Regions from separate parts of the Mus musculus genome. Here region 1 is linked to region 2. Evidence: chromatin loops called from intact Hi-C (ENCODE). Cell type or tissue: heart. All regions are shown on one strand. Links, peaks and the distances in the headings refer to the core of each region. The heading gives the core; the rest is flanking DNA.

Region 1 (8,324 bases), core at 209-8,208, 190 kb after region 2:
TGTTTGACTGCCAGGGCTTCTGACTGCAAGTGACAGAAAAATAACACAATGCTGTAAGAAGCAAAAAAGAACTAGTGGGTGTTTTGTTGTTGCTGCTGTTGTTGTTTTTTAAAGTTAAAGGAAGGGCTGGGGTTAAAGTTCAAGGATGGGCCCCAGATCTTCTGTCAGGATATTTGCCTGCAGCTCTTTGCTCTGTGTGGACTTTATATTCTCTGTCTCTCTGTCTCTCTCTGTGTATGTTTATGTATGTGTGTGTGTATGTGTGTGTATGTATGTGTGTGTATGTGTGTGTATGTGTGTATGTATGTGTGTGTATGTGTGTACGTGTGTACATGTATGTGTGTATGTGGTCATGCACATACTCATGCATTACATGTATATGACACAGGTCATCCATAGGTGTGTTGTATCCTTTGTCACTCTCTGCCTTATTTTTTGGGAACATGGAGCGCATCGGTTGGCTAGCCTGGCTGGTCAGTGAGCCTCGAAATCCTCCTCATCTGGCTTCCAAGTGCTGAGACTGCAAGTAGGCAGCACGATGTCAGCTTTTTATGTGCACCCCAGGGATGCAAACTCAGGCCCTCCTGTCTTCACCTCGAGCTCTTTCCTTGCCAGCCGTCCCTCAGCCACTTCTCTCCCTGGCAACAGAGATGATGCCGGCAGCAGCAACTGTCTCAGTACAAAGACCTCCTCCATCCGTCCGTCCATCTGTCCCAATCCGAGGAACTCTCAGGCTGGGTGCCTGAGGGTCAGCTTGTGGGCCTGGTCCTGAGTCAAGTGCTGTGTCCTGTGCGATGGGCTCATTTTCTCCTTATGAAAAGACCGTGGTATTTTATATCACACCAAACTGGACATTCAAGCTGTTCTTGCCACAATAGTTCCCTAGCCACACCTCCATCTCTCCAATGGATCCATCCCTCCACAACCATTCCATGTCCATTAGGCCAAAGATCCTGGTCCTCTCCCTTTTTAACACTAATGGGGCTGAAGAGATGGCTCAGCCACTAAGAGCACTGACTGCTTTTGCAGAGGACCTTAGTTTAGTTCCTAGCACCCACATGGGGCAGCTCACAATCACATGAAACTTCAGCTCCAGGGTAGCCAAGGCTCCTTTGCAGTCTTCTCTATCCTCAGACACAAGCAAGGCAAACTGTGTCTCCATACCTGTGCCCAAGGCTGGGCTTTGGCTCAGTGAAGTCCTGCCACCATCTACTTGGCATAGCTGTGGTCTGCATTTTTGGGGTCCAGATGTAGTTCCGAGGCCTCTGCTTCCTCCCTCTCAGGGTGTGCAGACACCGATGTACACCAGGCTGTACGCTGGGCTAGAAGGGTGGAGCAGAGCCTGGGACGGGTGGAGCTCTGCCTGATCCAGGTGGGGGTGCTTTTCTGGGGATACTAATGTTGCAGCTCCTTTAGGTGAAGGCCTTCTCCGATGATTTTCAATGAAACAGTTCTCTAAGACTCTGAGAACTTCTTAGTGTGTGCATATTTCTTTATTCTGGGTGGGCTTGTACACATATACTTCAGTTGGGTGAGCCAAAGGTTGTATAGTTTTGGGGAAGGGGGTAAGAATATCCAGGGTGGGCAAAGGTCATTGGCTGAGGGCTAAGGCACTGATATGCCTCATTAGCATAGGGAGGCATCCCAGAAATCTCAGGTGGGGGGCTATGTGACATTCCTCAGGTGTGGGGTCCTGAACACCCACCCCAGAAGAAGAAGCCCCGCTGACAAAGGGAGTCCAGCATTTTGTACTGATCTCAGGGCTATCAGGAAATGTCAGCCTTTGACCTTAGCAGCAGGGTTTCCTGACATCTGCCTGTTTTATTTTTTAACTCCTCCACCACCAAAGCAGCAGGGATGCTTGGAACCAGGCTTGCCCTTGTTGGGACTGCATCCTGCAGATGCTCAGAGTCCAGAAGAGGACATCTGATCTCCTGGAGCTGGAGTTAACAAGTGGCTCTGAGCAGGCCAGTGTGGGTGCTAGGAACCAAACTTGGGTCGTCTGTAAGAGCAGTGCACCTCTGCAAGCCAGCTCAGCTGAGCTCTCTCTCTGGCCTTACTTTGTTCCTAATTCATGGACAGATGATGACCCATCTCTCCACTGCACTGAATTTTATTTACCATAGCTCATAGCGGACATGTGGGGCCTAAGCTTCTCTACTTGGAGTAAATAACCTTGTGTTTGTGTATGAGATTCTGTTTCTTGCTCTCAGTTCTCTTGGCTAAATAGTCAGGACTAAGGTTGCTGGGTCATATGGTGGATTTTTTTAAAATAAGGATTTTATTTTTATTTTGTGTACGTTGGTGTTTTGCCTGAATGTATGTATATCTGTATGAGGATGTCAGATCCCCTGAAACTGGAGTTACAGACAGTTATGAGCTACCAAATGGGTGCTGAGAATTGAACCTGGGTCCTCTGGAAGAACAGCCAGTGCTCTTAACTGTTGAACCATCTCTCCAGCTCCAATCCAGAGTTTTCTGATATCAGCTCTTCTTCGGGGCTCATGCTAGGCATCAAGGGGCAGCAGTCTCTAGCCTTTTGGATAGCTCAAAGTCAGTGGCAATTCTTACAAATAAAATGCATGTCTGGATGATCAACTTACGGATGACCTACTTTTTATATGGGCGAGTCAAGGCTTAGGGGAAAGTCAACTGGAAGAACAAACAGAAATATTTATACTATCTGGCATGATGATTCAGACCTTTAACTCCAGTACTTGGGAGTTGGAGGCAGGTGAATCTCTGTGAGTTTGAGGCTAGACTGGCCTATATCATGAATTCCAAGAGAAGCTAGACTGGTCTACATCATGAGTTCCAAGATATAGTGAGACCCTGCCTCAGGAAAGAAAGAAAGAAAGAAAGAAAGAAAGAAAGAAAGAAAGAAAGAAAGAAAGAAAGAAAGAAAGGAAGGAAGGAAGGAAGGAAGGAAGGAAGGAAGGAAGGAAGGAAGATAGAAAGAAAAAAAATAAAAAATATATACATTATCTTTTGTTGTTGTTGTTGTTGTTTTTGTTTTTGTTTTTCGAGACAGGGTTTCTCTGTATAGCCCTGGCTGTCCTGGAACTCACTTTGTAGACCAGGCTGGCCTCGAAGTCAGAAATCCGCCTGCCTCTGCCTCCCGAGTGCTGGGATTAAAGGCGTGCGCCACCACACCCAGCCTATATACACTATCTTAAACTAGTATTTCACAGTGAATGAATATGAAGGAGCAGGGCATGGGGGTGGGAGGTTCGTGCTTATAATCCCAGCATTTGGAAACTACAGGCAGAAGGATCTGGAGTTCACAGCCAGCCTTGGACACATATCTTGAGGACAGTCAGGACTACAGAGACCTGTCTCAAAAGATGAAAAAAAAAAGTTTAAACAGAACCTTTTCTAGTCAGGGTCTCCGTTATCTCAGGCTGGCCTCAAGCTTTCTGTGGAGCTGGGAATGACCTTGAAGCTGACCTTGAAGCTGACCCCCCTTGCTTTGACTTCCCCAGGGCTGGGCTTTCAGGCCTGTGCCGTCACGTCGTGCCTAGTTTTATTCCATATTGGGGGACCAAGCTCAGGTCATTCTGCATGTGTCAAGGACTCCACCAGTTGACTCACATCTACAGCCTCGAAAATGGGATGTTTCAACATAACATCAGTATCCTGTCACCAATGGAAAATTAAGCATGAAGAGGCGGGCATTCAACGTTCATAAAAGTTCAGCTGCGTGAGGGCTTTTCCCAAAGTACCATGAAGAGGGAAAACTACCACAGAACAAAGGAACCTCTTCAAGGGCTGCAGTTTAAGGGGAGTGGGGGGAGGTAGATGACATCCCAGTCCTGAGGAATCGGAGATGCAGGAAACATTCGTAGGCTCAGGCCGTTTTCAGGCTCTGAGCAGGGTACAGAGCCAGGGTAGCTGTTTTCAAGAAGACCTGGAGAGAACTGGAGGCAGGAGACACTTCTTTGTAGGGATGCCTGGGGCAGCGATCAGGTCGGAGGCAAAGCTTCCTACAGACTCACATGGCAGATATGAGCTCCACACCCACAGTCTGGGAGATCACTTAGCAGACCAGAGAGGACCTGCAGCTCCTACAGGCTTGGTACTTTTGGAGCAGAGTCTGTTGCCAATAATGTATTCCATTTGGGGCATCCGTGAAGACAGTGTGGGGGGAAGAGGGGAGCGGGGTGGTGGTTGCCGCCCTCACTCCAGCCCCAGGAGTTTCCATGGCTTCAATTCAAGTCACCTGCAGTGCAGGAGGAGGAGGGAATTGCTGGAGCTTTGAAGTCACTATAAAAGGACAAAAGGAAGACCCACTGGGACAGCTGATACTTCCAGGGACACACAGTGTCTTTCCTCAAGTCCCTTGAAGGTGGGATGCAGATGAGGCTGTCATGTTGAGGCAATTAACCTCCCATTCTGCAGGGATCTCAGGGATTGGGAGAACAGGTCACTGGTGATGGACAGGTCACTGGTGATGGACAGGTAGACTAGGGGAAATACCAGTATCAGGATCACGCCTTGTGGCTCCTCACCTAAGGCTATCAAGCAGGCTCAGTGAGTATCAGTCTCCCAGACTGGGAGGTGAGCTCAGGCACCAGGAGATGTTTTGTTCTGCGCACTGAACAGGTCAGTACCAAACCTCTCCTCACACGTGATGTGAAGTCAGAGTTCACTCTGGCTCTTAAATGGCTCTTGAGTTGGAGTCTAAGGGAAAAGAAATCCAGAACCTTCGGGCCTTTAAAAAGACTAAAACCGGATGGGACATCGGCTGGTACTGCTGGGGCACTTGCGCCCTCTGGTGGACAGGATGGAAATGGCGTTGAGGTGGAGAAAATAGAGTGAGTGGATAAATGACAAAGGTGAGCTGCTGGGGGAGGTCGACATGGCTTCTGACACTGTTGATCTGCAAGTGTAATCTTGGGCCTGAGTCTTGAGCATCCTTTTCCAGAGCTTCTCTTATGTCTTGGACTGATGGGTGGTTTTGTGAGTAAGTGGATAAGGAGATGGATGGATGGATGCATGGATGGATGGATGCATGGATGGATGGATGGATGGATGGATGGATAGATGACTATATAGAGAACTGATCTATCTTGCCTTGGGAAAAATCCCCAAATCCTCATTCGCGCTCCTGAGTGGGACCCACTCTAACGAAGCCGTTGCCTAGAACTGTGTGCTGAACCTTGGAAGGCTCAGCACTGCACTTGAGGTTTGCCTGAAGTTCAGGTTGCAGGGACTGAAGAGATGGCTCAGCAGTTAGGAGCATTTCTTCTTGCAGAGGACCTGGGTTCTGTTCCCAGCACCCACGACCATTTGTAATTCTAGTTCTTGGAGTTCCAATGCCCTTTTATGACCTCTTTTTTTTTTTTTTTGGTTTTCCAAAACAGGGTTTCTCTGTGTAGCCCTGGCTGTCCTGGAACTCACTCTGTAGACCAGGCTGGCCTCGACCTCAGAAATCCACCTGCCTCTGCCTCCCAAGTGTTGGGATTAAAGGCGTGCACCACCACGCCCGGCTCTTTTATGACCTCTTTAGGACATGATGTACAGTCGCAAACACGGGCAAACCAGTTAATCACATAAAATAAACACATCTAAAAGTTTATTTTTGTTTTTTGTTTTTGTTTTTTTTTTGAGACAGGGTTTCTCTGTGTAGCCCTGGAACTCACTCTGTAAACCAGGCTGGCCTCGAACTCAGAAATCTGCCTGCCTCTGCCTCCCAAGTGCTGGGATTAAAGGCATGCACCACCACTGCCCGGCAAGAAGGTATTTTAAAAATCTTGTTTCACAGTGTGGGGAGGGCAGCTGAGCAAGGACACAGGGACAGACACCCAAGGAGGTAGGCAGACCGCTGTCCGGCGCAGCAGGAGAATAAGGAGAGTATGTGCGGGGAAGGGAGACAGGCTGCTGGAAAGTCGGGCATACGCACAGACACCAGACACCAGACCTTGCCATGAGGAGACATTACTCAGGAAAGCAGGGGCCCAGGAGACCCTAGGGGCAACTCCACTACTGATTAGCGGCAAGAGGGAGAGAAACAAACTGAAAGGAGCCTGGCTTTTTCTTTTTTAAAATATTTATTTTAGCCGGGCGTGGTAGCACACGCCTTTAATCCCAGCACTCAGGAAGCAGAGGCAGGCAGATTGCTGAGTTCGAGGCCAGCCTGGTCTACAACGTGAGTTCCAGGACAGCCAGGGCTATACAGAGAAACCCTGTCTCAAAAAAAAAATATTTTATGTATGTGAGTACACTGTAGCTATACAGATGGTTGTGAGCCTGCATGTGGTTGTTGGTAATTGAATTTTTAGGACCTCTGCTTGCTCCAGTCAACTCTGCTCACTCAGTCCCTGCTCGCTCTGGCCCAAAGATTTATTTACTATTACACATAAGTACATTGAAGCTGGGCTGGAGAGATGGTTCAGTGGTTAAGAGCACTGACTGCTCCTCTGAAGGTCCTGAGTTCAAATCCCAGCAACCACATGGTGGCTCACAACCATCTGTAATGAGATCTGATGCCCTCTTCTGGGGTGTCTGAAGACAGCTACAGTGTACTCACATATAATGAAAGAAAGAAAGAAAGAAAGAAAGAAAGAAAGAAAGAAAGAAAGAAAGAAAGAAAGAAAGAAAGAAAGATGCCCTCTTCTGGGGTGTCTGAAGACAGCTACAGTGTACTCACATATAATGAAAGAAAGAAAGAAAGAAAGAAAGAAAGAAAGAAAGAAAGAAAGAAAGAAAGAAAGAAAGAAAGAAAGGAAGAGAAAGAAAGAGAGAGAAAGAAATCTTTATAAAAAAAAAGTACACTAAAGCTGTCTTCAGACATGTCAGAAGAGGACGTCAGGCATCATTATGGGAAGGGGGGGGCGGTGAGCCACCATGTGTTTTCTGGGATTTGAACTCGGGGCCTTCTGAAAAGCAGTCAGTGCTCTTACCCACTGATCCATCTCTCCAGCCCCTGCTTGGTTTTCCAGAACCCCAGAGACCTGGGTGCCTGTGCTGTGACAATAACTTGTGTTTCAGTGCTAGGACTCATGGCTGTGAAAGATCCTGACAGAATGTAAAAGGTCACAGAAGCCCTGAAATTGGCAAGATAGATGTCACTGTTAGCAGAACTAGCTTCACTGGTTTAGAAAAATAGAGGTGCACAATGCTCTGGCCACTTCTTGAACCTGTGTGTCTGCCAATGTTTTGACCGTTCCTTGAACCCATGTGTGTGCCCACTGATGAAGCCCATTGCCAAGTGTTTGTGATATTGGTTGCTGGGGAAGAGTCAGAAAATCTCCCCAGCAACCACAGCCCGGCCAATCCTGAGTTGCTACACCTGCACCAGACTCTTTCCTTGTACCCCTCCCATACCCATTTCTTGAGAATAGACATTGTTTAGATCTGGAAATCCCCTCCTCCCCCCCCCTTTCTCTCCTGAGGGCCTATAAAAACTGGGACCTCTTTCCCCTCGAGGTCGACTCCTCTACCCCTGCGTGGGATATGAGTCGCCCCAGAGCTCTGGCTTTCCCCGAATAAAGCCTCATGTGGTTTACATCAAGCTTTTTATCGTGAGTTCTTGGGTGTTCGCTATTGTCCTGAGGCCTGAGCAAGGGGCTCCTCTCGGAGTCTTTCAGCTGCAGTGTGGCTGCAGGACAGAGGGGCCTGGGAACAGTGCTAGCTGTATTTTAATTTCAGGAAACAGCAAACCATTTCTAGATAACTACATATCCATCACTGCATGGGCAGTGTGTTAGTTGTTTTTTTGTGGCTGTGACCAAATCACTGAGCGGATCTAAAGGGAGGAAAGATTTATTTTGGCACATGGTTTCAGGGATACAGTCTGCCATGGTGGGGAAGCACCCAGTTGGGTGTAGCAGCAGAGCAGCACGGTGGGAGCGGCCAGTCTGATCCTTGAGCATTGGGAAGCAGAGCTTGGCTGTACTACACTGACTTCCATTAGCTAGGCCACAGTTCTAGGAGTGCCACAACCTCTCAGGACAGCGCCACCAACTGGAGACTAAGTGTTAGAACACATGAGTCTGTGGGGGGGACGACGACGACATTGTATTTCTAAACCATAACACATACTAGTATTAACCAAATGTAGTTGTCATTTATCTGAAATTCTTACTCAGTTTAGGACAGATACATACAGGAAGGAGGAAAGTGGAGGCCAGAGAGCTGGCTCCAGAGTTAAGAGTGCATACTGCTCTTCCAGAAGACCTAAGTTCTGTTCCCCACACTCTTGTCGGGCATCTCCCAGTCCCAGGAGGATCTGGCATCTCTGTCCTCCACAGGCACTTGACACACACACACACACACACACACACACACACACACACACACACAGACAGACAGACATACATGCG
Region 2 (8,324 bases), core at 45-8,044:
TAAAGACGGACCAGGGGCGGGCGCAGGTTAAGTTTCTGATGCCAGCAGAGGAAGTGAGCAGTCTGGTAAGAGGCCAAAGGTGACTCTAGAGGGGACCGTTGCAGGTCGTGACAGAACGGTGGCCCGCAGAAGACACGTACTTCTGATCCCATAAGCCATGAGTCTGTCACACTGTCAGCAGGGGAGAATTTGGGCTTTCACTAAGCAACCAACTCTTGACTGACAAGCCAATGAAAAGTAAACGGGAGGGGCTGTCAAAGTGGCTCAGTGGGTAAGAGCACCAACTGCTCTTCCAGAGGTCATGAGTTCAATTCCCAGCACCCACATGGCAGCTCAAAACTGACACCTCCAAAACACCCCACCACACACACACAGACAAAACACCAATGCACATGAAATAAAAATAAATAAATTGCTTTAAAAAAATAAAGCAAGAGAAACTGTGAACATCACAGGAGCCACCCTGGGCAGATGGGGGCAGAGCCACAAGGATAATAAACTAGGACTTGGGCAAACTGTGCTAGGCCATCAGGCAGCAAGAGAATCAGGAGCCAAGGCATGTGGGGAGCTTCTAGAAGCTGAGAGTCCCAGAAAGAACCACGGCCCAGGGAGATTCACTACAGTGTGAGCCGCTAAAGATGGGCCCTGCTCTGAGCTGCTCACAGCACCAAGGGGGCCAACTGGGATGGATGGAGACCTGGGGACACAAAAGACCAGACATCCCCGTGACCCCAAACTGAAGCTCTTCCCACTCCCCGTCCCTTACCTGAGTCAGGCTGGTCATCTTCCTGGGGGTCCTCATCAGGGGCACCCTGGCTGGCTCGTGCCAGCTGGGCATCCTCGTGGCTGTGGTAGACCCACTGGTAAAGACCCTGCGAAGAACCACTGTCAGAGGACGAGCCAAGGCAGGCGGTCCCCTGATTCCTGCCCATGAGGCCACCTCTGAAGAGATCTCCAAAATGTCCCTCTGGAACTGAGGGACCACTGGCTGGGGGTGGAACACCAACTCTGAAGCGGGGCTTTGACAACACTGGGGTACAAGTAATATCCTCATCTCTCCTGAATCTCCAAAGTCAAGAGAAGGCGTGTAGATGGAAGAGTGACTGTAGCCATGAGTCTGTCACACTGTCAGCAGGGGAGAATTTGGGCTGTCAGAACCCAACCCTGCAAGTGATTTCTATGGTTAATGTGGCTCGTTGCTGAAGTCACAACACTCCCGTTTGTAAAAGGGCCTTTCACACTCAGCTCAGCTCAGTGCTCCTAAGCAGTCTAAGGGGCCTCCAAGATGGCAGGCAGCCTCCCACCTTCCGCTCAGTGCTCACCAGGGCCTCCTCCCTGTGGTTGCGGAAAGCCTGGAAGTGCTCGAGAACCTCCAGGGCGCCATCATTCGCCACGCTGGTGCCGTTGACTTTCAGGATGCATTGGCCCGCGCAGAGCCCGGCAGCCACAGCCTCAGAGCCTGAGGAACAGGAACACTTGAGGCCAGAGCCAGGCAGAGGAGCCAGGGTCCAGCTGCCCCTGCCAATGGCTGCATCCAGAGCGTGCCTCCTCTCAGCTGCCAACCAGAGAGCTGCCGCTGATACAGCAGAGGCAGCCGGCCCAATGTGGTATCTCAGACCCCTATCTTTTGGAGCCCTGCATGCCCGCACAGCGACGGACTGAAGCCAGGACGCAGAGAGAGACCAAAGCTACCCTTAGGGCAAAGGCTCAGAAAATCCAGGACACAATATAGCTGCCTAGCACGGTCCATCCCTGCCAGTCCTACCACAGGTCCCAAGCAGTGGGTCGTGAGCATCTCTAGGCTAACGGACAACTCTAGAAATGAAAACAAATGGCCAGCTGACTCCAGCCTAAGATGCACAGGCCTCGAGGACCTTGGCCCATGCAGGTCCCAGTCTCAGGGGCCTCCAACTACCTCTCTGCCCTGCGTCTACAACACAACACTTCACCTCTCTGGGCCTTAATATTCTCATCTGTGAAGTTGGTAAACAGCACATCTCTTCAAAGGACTCTGGAGAGACTCTAGAAGCTTGGGCGTGGGGAATGGCTGTCCTTACTAAGTGCTCAGTAGATGTTAGTCACTTTCTCAGTTCTAGCTGGACTGCCTAAGGCTCTAGCCAAGGTCTCACACAGCTGGACCATGGCCTTGATGCCACTGGGAAGCTATAGTCGCTTGCACTGGGCATGCGGCTCTCCACGCCCACGATGTGGCCCCAAGAGGCTCTGCACACCAGACTCCCGCTCACCTCTGCCCACAGCAAAGACACACGGCGGGGCTGTTCCTCGAATCTGGAAGGACAGGGCCTCTGGGTGGTCAGGGACTTTGATGGTCCTGGCAGGCACAGGGGCAGAGACAGGCCATGAGAAAAAGGAGTGTGGGTCCTCAAGGAGTCCCTTCCCGCCAACACCCTGGGCTTCTTGGAAATCAGCCATGAGAGGAGCAATGATCAACATGGTCAGTCAACCAGGTCCCCAAAGAACCAAAGGCTGTCACCCAAGCAGACAGGGGCTGAGACAGTGGCGGATACCAAGGGGAGGCACAGCTTGGGGGCTGTGGGTGCCAAGGGAAGGTACCAGCCGCAGGGATTGGCAGATATCATTCATTTTGAGCTGCTAGGCAGCTTCTGTCCCCAGCACACAGCATGATCCCTCCTTCCATGTCTACCGGGCAAGCAGAGCCACCCTGAGAGCCTGTCCTCAAAGATTAAACCCTGGTGACTTCCGTCTCCGGCATCGAGTAGCTAAGCCTTTCCTGTCACCTTTTCCTTGAATCTCCTGTCCTTACAGAAACAGAGTCTAAACCAGCGGTTCTCAACCTTGCTAATGCTGGGGGGCCCTTTAATACAGTTCCTTATGAAGCCAGGCGTGATGGTGCACGCCTTTAATCCCAGCACTTGGGAGGCAGAGAGAGGCAGGTGGATTTCTGAGTTCGAGGCCAGCCTGGTCTACAAAGTGAGTTCCAGGACAGCCAGGGCTACACAGAGAAACACTGTCTCAAAAAAAAAAAAAAAAAAAAAAAAAAAATGCAGTTCCTTATGTTCTCGTGACCCCACCAACCATAAAATTATTTTCATAGCTACTTCCTAACTGTAATTTTCCTACTGTTAGGGATCCTAACGTGAATATCTGTGTTTTCAAATGGTCTTAGGCAACCTCTGTGAAAGGATCAGCCAACATTTGCCTCAAGTGCCTGGGAAGCAGGGAACCAAATAATTAACCAATATAAGTACATTTGTGCTGGAGAGATGGCTCAGTGGTTAAGAGCACTGACTGCCCTTCCAGCGGTCCTGCGTTCAATTCCCAGTAACCACACAGTAGTTCACAACCATCTGTAATGGGATCCAATGCCCTCTTCTGGCATGCAGGTATACATGCAGACAGAGTACATATACATAAATAAATAAATAATAAGTAAAATAAAAGTATGCCCACCGCACCTCTGTCCAGATGTGGCCCACCCTGACCCTGCAAGCCAGGCAGCCATAGAAGGCACCTGCTTCCACCTGCAGCCCCAGGGAAGCCTTCCTCTCCAGCGGTCATCCATGGGGACTTGCTCATGTCTCCTCTCTCCAACTCTGCTCTACCCCCTCACTGCCTCCTCCGACCTGCCACCAACAGTGCAACCTCGGGGGCTTTGCAGTGAGTGCTTCATCTTTCTAGAACCCTCGTCCTCCAGAAGTCGTCTCCTAGAGCCATCGCTCCATCCCCAGTGACATCTCTCTGGCCACTGTCTCTCTGCATACACTGGCTTCCTTCTCTAATCTCAGGTATCTGCTGATAACTGCCAACTCGGCACACGCCTCACACCTGCCCAGTGTATATCTGGCCCCGCCCCCTGACTTCGCAAGAATCCATGGAAGGTAGGAACTGTATCCACCTTGACGGGACGGTGTTCCCAAAACTGAGCTGGTCATGCACTTGGGACATCAAATTAGACTAACAAAGGTGGCAGCCCCATGCTGGAGGGCCAGGCCCAGGGAGACCTGCTGAGTCAGCCTGAGGCTCGCACTCACTCTTTGGCCTTGGTGGCCACCAGGAGGCGGAGCGGGCGGCGGGAGCAGAAGAACTGGTTGAGGATGGTCTCCACCTCAGAGAAGGGACGCAGGAACACCAGGTCCTCGTTGATGGAGTAAATCTTCCTCCCAGCCTGCAGGCCAGCCATCTGGAGGGACAAGCACAGGTGTCACTGGCCTCCTCCCTCTTCACCGAGGAAGCTGGAATGTTCTAGAAGCACCAGGAAGCTGGGCTCTGAGCTGTAAATGAAAGCCCAAGGAGGCAAGGGTGGGTGGCAGTTCCCTTGGGAAGAAATGGCCAGCGCCAGCCTGTGTTGTGACGGCACAGAGGTCAGTGTGGTGGCCACTTTGTAACCATGGGAATGTGAACAAGACTGTGGAAGGAGATGCCATAAACTGGGGTTTGGGAGACAGAAGAAACCCTGCAGGGAGCCAGCCATCTGCTTTCCCTGCACGTCTCCAAGAGCCCAGCAGGTGGCGCTAGTGGAACGTGCCAGGAAGGCAGTCTCATTCCCAGCTACCCTGCATCTCAGAGACACGGGGTCACCCCCAGCTCAGGTACCACCCCACCTGAGTGGCCACCGGTGGGTCTCACCTCAGCCAGCGAGCCCCTCTGCACAGACTTCACTACCACAGCCTTGTTCTTCTCCTCAAGGTCGAAGCCATAGTCGTCCTCCTGTGGCGGGATCTGAAAGCCCAAGATGCACTTATGGCAACCAGACGGGAGCGACGACAACACCCTTCTCCCCAAGAACTAGGATCCTGCGGGGGCGGGGGGTGTGTGTGGCAAGTCTACAAGGCCCCTGAGCTGCCCCACTTTTACTGCTGACTGAAGGAAACAGTCTACAGTGTGACTGGGAATGTACTCAGGCTAAAGTAAAAGAAGAGAGCGGGTGGGCAAAGAGCTCTAGGCAGCAGGTACAGGGGGTGGGAAGGCCCAGAGGCAGCCCCAGGGAGAGAGACTAGCCTGGCTCAGACAGTGAGGAAAGCGTTACCCAGGGGACAAAGCTGGAGAGGCAGGAAGAGCTCAGGACAGACGCTGACTCTTATCCAGGTGTGGTGGGTTACACTGGAGGGCTTTAGAGCACCAGAGGGAACTGCCGTCCCCAGGATTACCACAGACCAGAGAGGTTAGAGTGGCTATGGACAGACCTCTTCCGGACAACTCGCCACAAGCCCAGCCTAAGAAGTCAGGCTAGGTGGGCTGGGATGCCAACCTTGCTGACCTGGTTAGTAAATGTCCCAACTGCAGACACTCAAGGCTCCTGGATGCGAGCAGGACACAAACTCCTGAGAGCTATCTATAGTGCTGGAGGAGGTGACTCAGGAGGCACAGTGAAGCAATGGCTGTGGGCTAGATGAAAGGGTAGGAACTCCTGCAGCCCCAGCGTTTCATGAGGAATATAGTCCTGGCTAGCACAGTGACTTGGCTTTTCTGTCCCAAGACTCATGCTCAGAGCTGCATGCCCTGCTCTGGCCACTGTCTGAAGCTGCCCAGCTCCCAGGCCACAGGAGAGGCAGGGAAGAGAGGCAGAACAGCCCTACTGTGAGCCTCCTACCAGCAGTCGCTTTGCCAGGATGTTCTCCACCAGCTTGAAGTCATTGCGAAGCTGTTTGTTCTTGCTGCTGGTCCCCTCCATCTCCTCATCAGCATGGAAGCGGAAGTACTGGGACTCATCCTTGAATTCGCTCTTCTCCAGAACTGCAAGCCGCAGACACACAGTCGTGGTCAGATGGCAGCGGTTCGGCGCCTTGGCCAACCGGCAGCCACAGGCTAGAAGCAGCTCCCGGACAAGCGTGGCTTGGTCGAGAGAGCATTGTAAGGGAGCAGAATTGCAAGCCAGTGTTAACATGTGTGAACTCCACACAACGGCCTTGGCTCTCTGACTCCTTTAAAAACCTGACATGGCTTGGTGGGTTCAGTGCCTGCCATACAAGCAGTAAGGCCTGCGTTTGGATCCACAGTGCCGATATAAATGCCCTGTGAAGCACATGCCTCTAACCCCAGTGCTGGGGAGACAGAGACCAGCACATCTTCAGAGCTTGCTGGCCAGCAATTGACCCAGTTGGGAGGGCTCTGGGTTCAGATAGAGATCCTGTCTCAAAAACCACAGTGGAAAGTGGCTGAGGAAGGTACCCAGTGTCCCCCTCTGGCCTCCACATGAAGGGTGAGTCCAGCCACATGTTACACGCACACGCGCACACACAACAAGAAATCTTTAAAAACAAAAAAGAAGCTGGGCGTGGTGGCACACGCCTTTAATCCCAGCACTTGGGAGGCAGAGGCAGGTGGATTTCTGAGTTTGAGGCCAGCCTGGTCTACAGAGTGAGTTCCAGGACTGCCAGGGTTACACAAAGAAACCCTGTCTCTCCAAAAAAAAACAAAAAAACAAAAACAAAAAAACAGAAACAGAAACAGAAAAACCAAGAAAGAAAAAGCAAAGGAAGGAAGGAAAGAGAGAAGGTCCATCAAAGCAAAGAGTTAGCCTGTGAGGGCCTGCGTGCAAGAAGAGAGCCAGTCCAGATTCCTCCAGACCCCACTATGCTCATGGGGGGCCATTCTTCCTCCTGCAGGGGAACTACCTGTGTGTGAGTGGGCAACCCCTCTCCCGCTCTGGAACAAACAGGCACGCAAATTGCTACTTCCCTCAGAGCAGGGCGTGCCAGGCTCCGAGCATCCCGCTAATTTAGCCTCTGCTGTAAACATGGGGTTAGGAGGCTCCAGAGCTGGAGGAAGAGTCACCGTGCTGTCTCTGAGCAATGATGTCCAAGGAGACACAGAGGGACACTCTCCAGTCACTGGCCAGCCAGGTGAGGCCCCACCTCCCCCTTCCAGCCAAGGCTGCTAGCTCAGCTTTGAGAGGTGCACACAGACTGAAGTTCAAACCCCTCCAGCTGATACTTTAACCCTTTGCACTCTGGTTTTCCCTTCTAGAAGAAGACAAAAAGATGGTTCCAGGGCTGCAGTGGCAAGCTTCCTCTGTTTCCCTGTCTGCTAAGTCCCTCCCAGAAGACACTCGGGACCCAGACGTGGCAGAAGGTGCTGTCCCCTCCTCCACTCTGTGCTGACACTGCCCTTTGCCACAGCCACTCCCCAATGTTTGGTCCTTTCCTATTTTAGCAGATATTTGAGTTTGTGGTGGTGATGGGGGGATGTACAGCCTGCAATTTCCCCCATCAAGGGCCCTGAGGGCATCAGGCTGCCCAAGTACCCCTCCTTGTGTAGTCTCCCCAGATAGCTGCCTTCCGGGAACAAGGCTGAGTGGACCACAATTACCCTCACCCACAAATGAGAGGCTCCTGCAGAGGACGGGTGGCAGGGCCAGGGCTACTGGAGGGTGCAGGCGGCTTCTGAGAAGGAGACAGGCCCATGGGTGGCCAAGCCTGGTCCCTTCAGCTAAGGAAATGAGCAGTAGAGGGGACCAGGCAGCAAGATCTCTGGAGAAAACAGAGAAATTGAAGCCACAGGGGAGCTAAAGCCTACAGGGAGCAGAGAGCTCAGCCATGGACACAGACAGGCAAATTGCCTTCAGAATGCTATGGCCCCCGGCCAGTTTTCCTAAATAAAGTTTTATTGGCACCTAGCCACACCCATTTTGTTCCAGTGTTGTGGCAGCTGCTTGGCCCTTTGCAGAGCAAGTTCACTAAATCTAAGTTAGAACAAAGCTCACACTTCTGCAGTCTGTACCTGTATCCAAGCCTCAGCATTTGGACCACAGTACCAGCTTATCAGCATACACAAGATGGGTTGTGTCTGTCTGATATACAAGGAGGATCCACACATGCACATATGCCAGATCCCGAGCCCCAAGCCCCCCGCTGCGTTTACCACTCTGTACTACAATATGGCACCATGGTGGGTGCACAGTGGCCACCCACAGGGAGGAGTCAGAGACTCAAAGGGAGAACTCAGTTTCTCTGAGAGAGGAACCAAGAAAGGTAATGGGAGTGGGGCATAGGAGGACACCAGGCCACCTGGGAGCAGGGGAGACCAAAGCATTCACCTTCAATGCTGAGACACCGGGTATGCAAAGCTGGCTCTTGGCTCTCAGGGCCCTAAGCAAAGCTGGAGGCCCCGCACTTACCATGGTGCATAAAACCGTTGTTGCACAGGCCCACACCAAGCGCCACGGCCTCCTCCCGTGTCTGGCAGTCCCCCTGAAATGGAACAGAAGAGGCTGCTCTGAGGGGAGCCAGCACTGAATCGTTTAAGATGGGCTACTATCGGGAAACACAAGTTGCATGAGGGCAGAGATTTGTCATACTAAGGACCAAGGTCCCCAGAAATGTTAGGAACCATTCCTGATAAAC

What was found. A loop is a pair of places that touch in the nucleus more often than their neighbours do. Peaks named below come from ENCODE experiments on the same cell type or tissue, not always from the same donor. Only the 100,000 strongest peaks of a DNase experiment are listed, where the experiment ranks them.
Region 1: a loop joins it to region 2, with 9 times the contacts of the local background. A loop is called at or near these places in 41 of 42 quality-filtered maps.

What each region holds. Positions count from the first base shown.
Region 1 is chr2:166,776,623-166,784,946 of GRCm38, forward strand. No RefSeq gene overlaps it. Among named protein-coding and RNA genes, the nearest start is that of Trp53rkb, 13 kb to the right of the region's middle. In heart, for the core only: a CTCF peak has its summit at 7,967 (motif pointing left); a DNase peak (open chromatin) is centred at 4,779; H3K27ac peaks cover 337 bases.
Region 2 is chr2:166,588,188-166,596,511 of GRCm38, forward strand. Prex1 (phosphatidylinositol-3,4,5-trisphosphate-dependent Rac exchange factor 1) reads right to left here. Exons shown (of 40, transcript NM_177782.3): 15 at 8,099-8,171; 16 at 5,573-5,715; 17 at 4,609-4,701; 18 at 4,014-4,162; 19 at 2,247-2,332; 20 at 1,323-1,459; 21 at 767-872. Among named protein-coding and RNA genes, the nearest start is that of Gm29679, 28 kb to the left of the region's middle. In heart, for the core only: a CTCF peak has its summit at 4,482 (motif pointing right); DNase peaks (open chromatin) are centred at 4,367 and 4,575.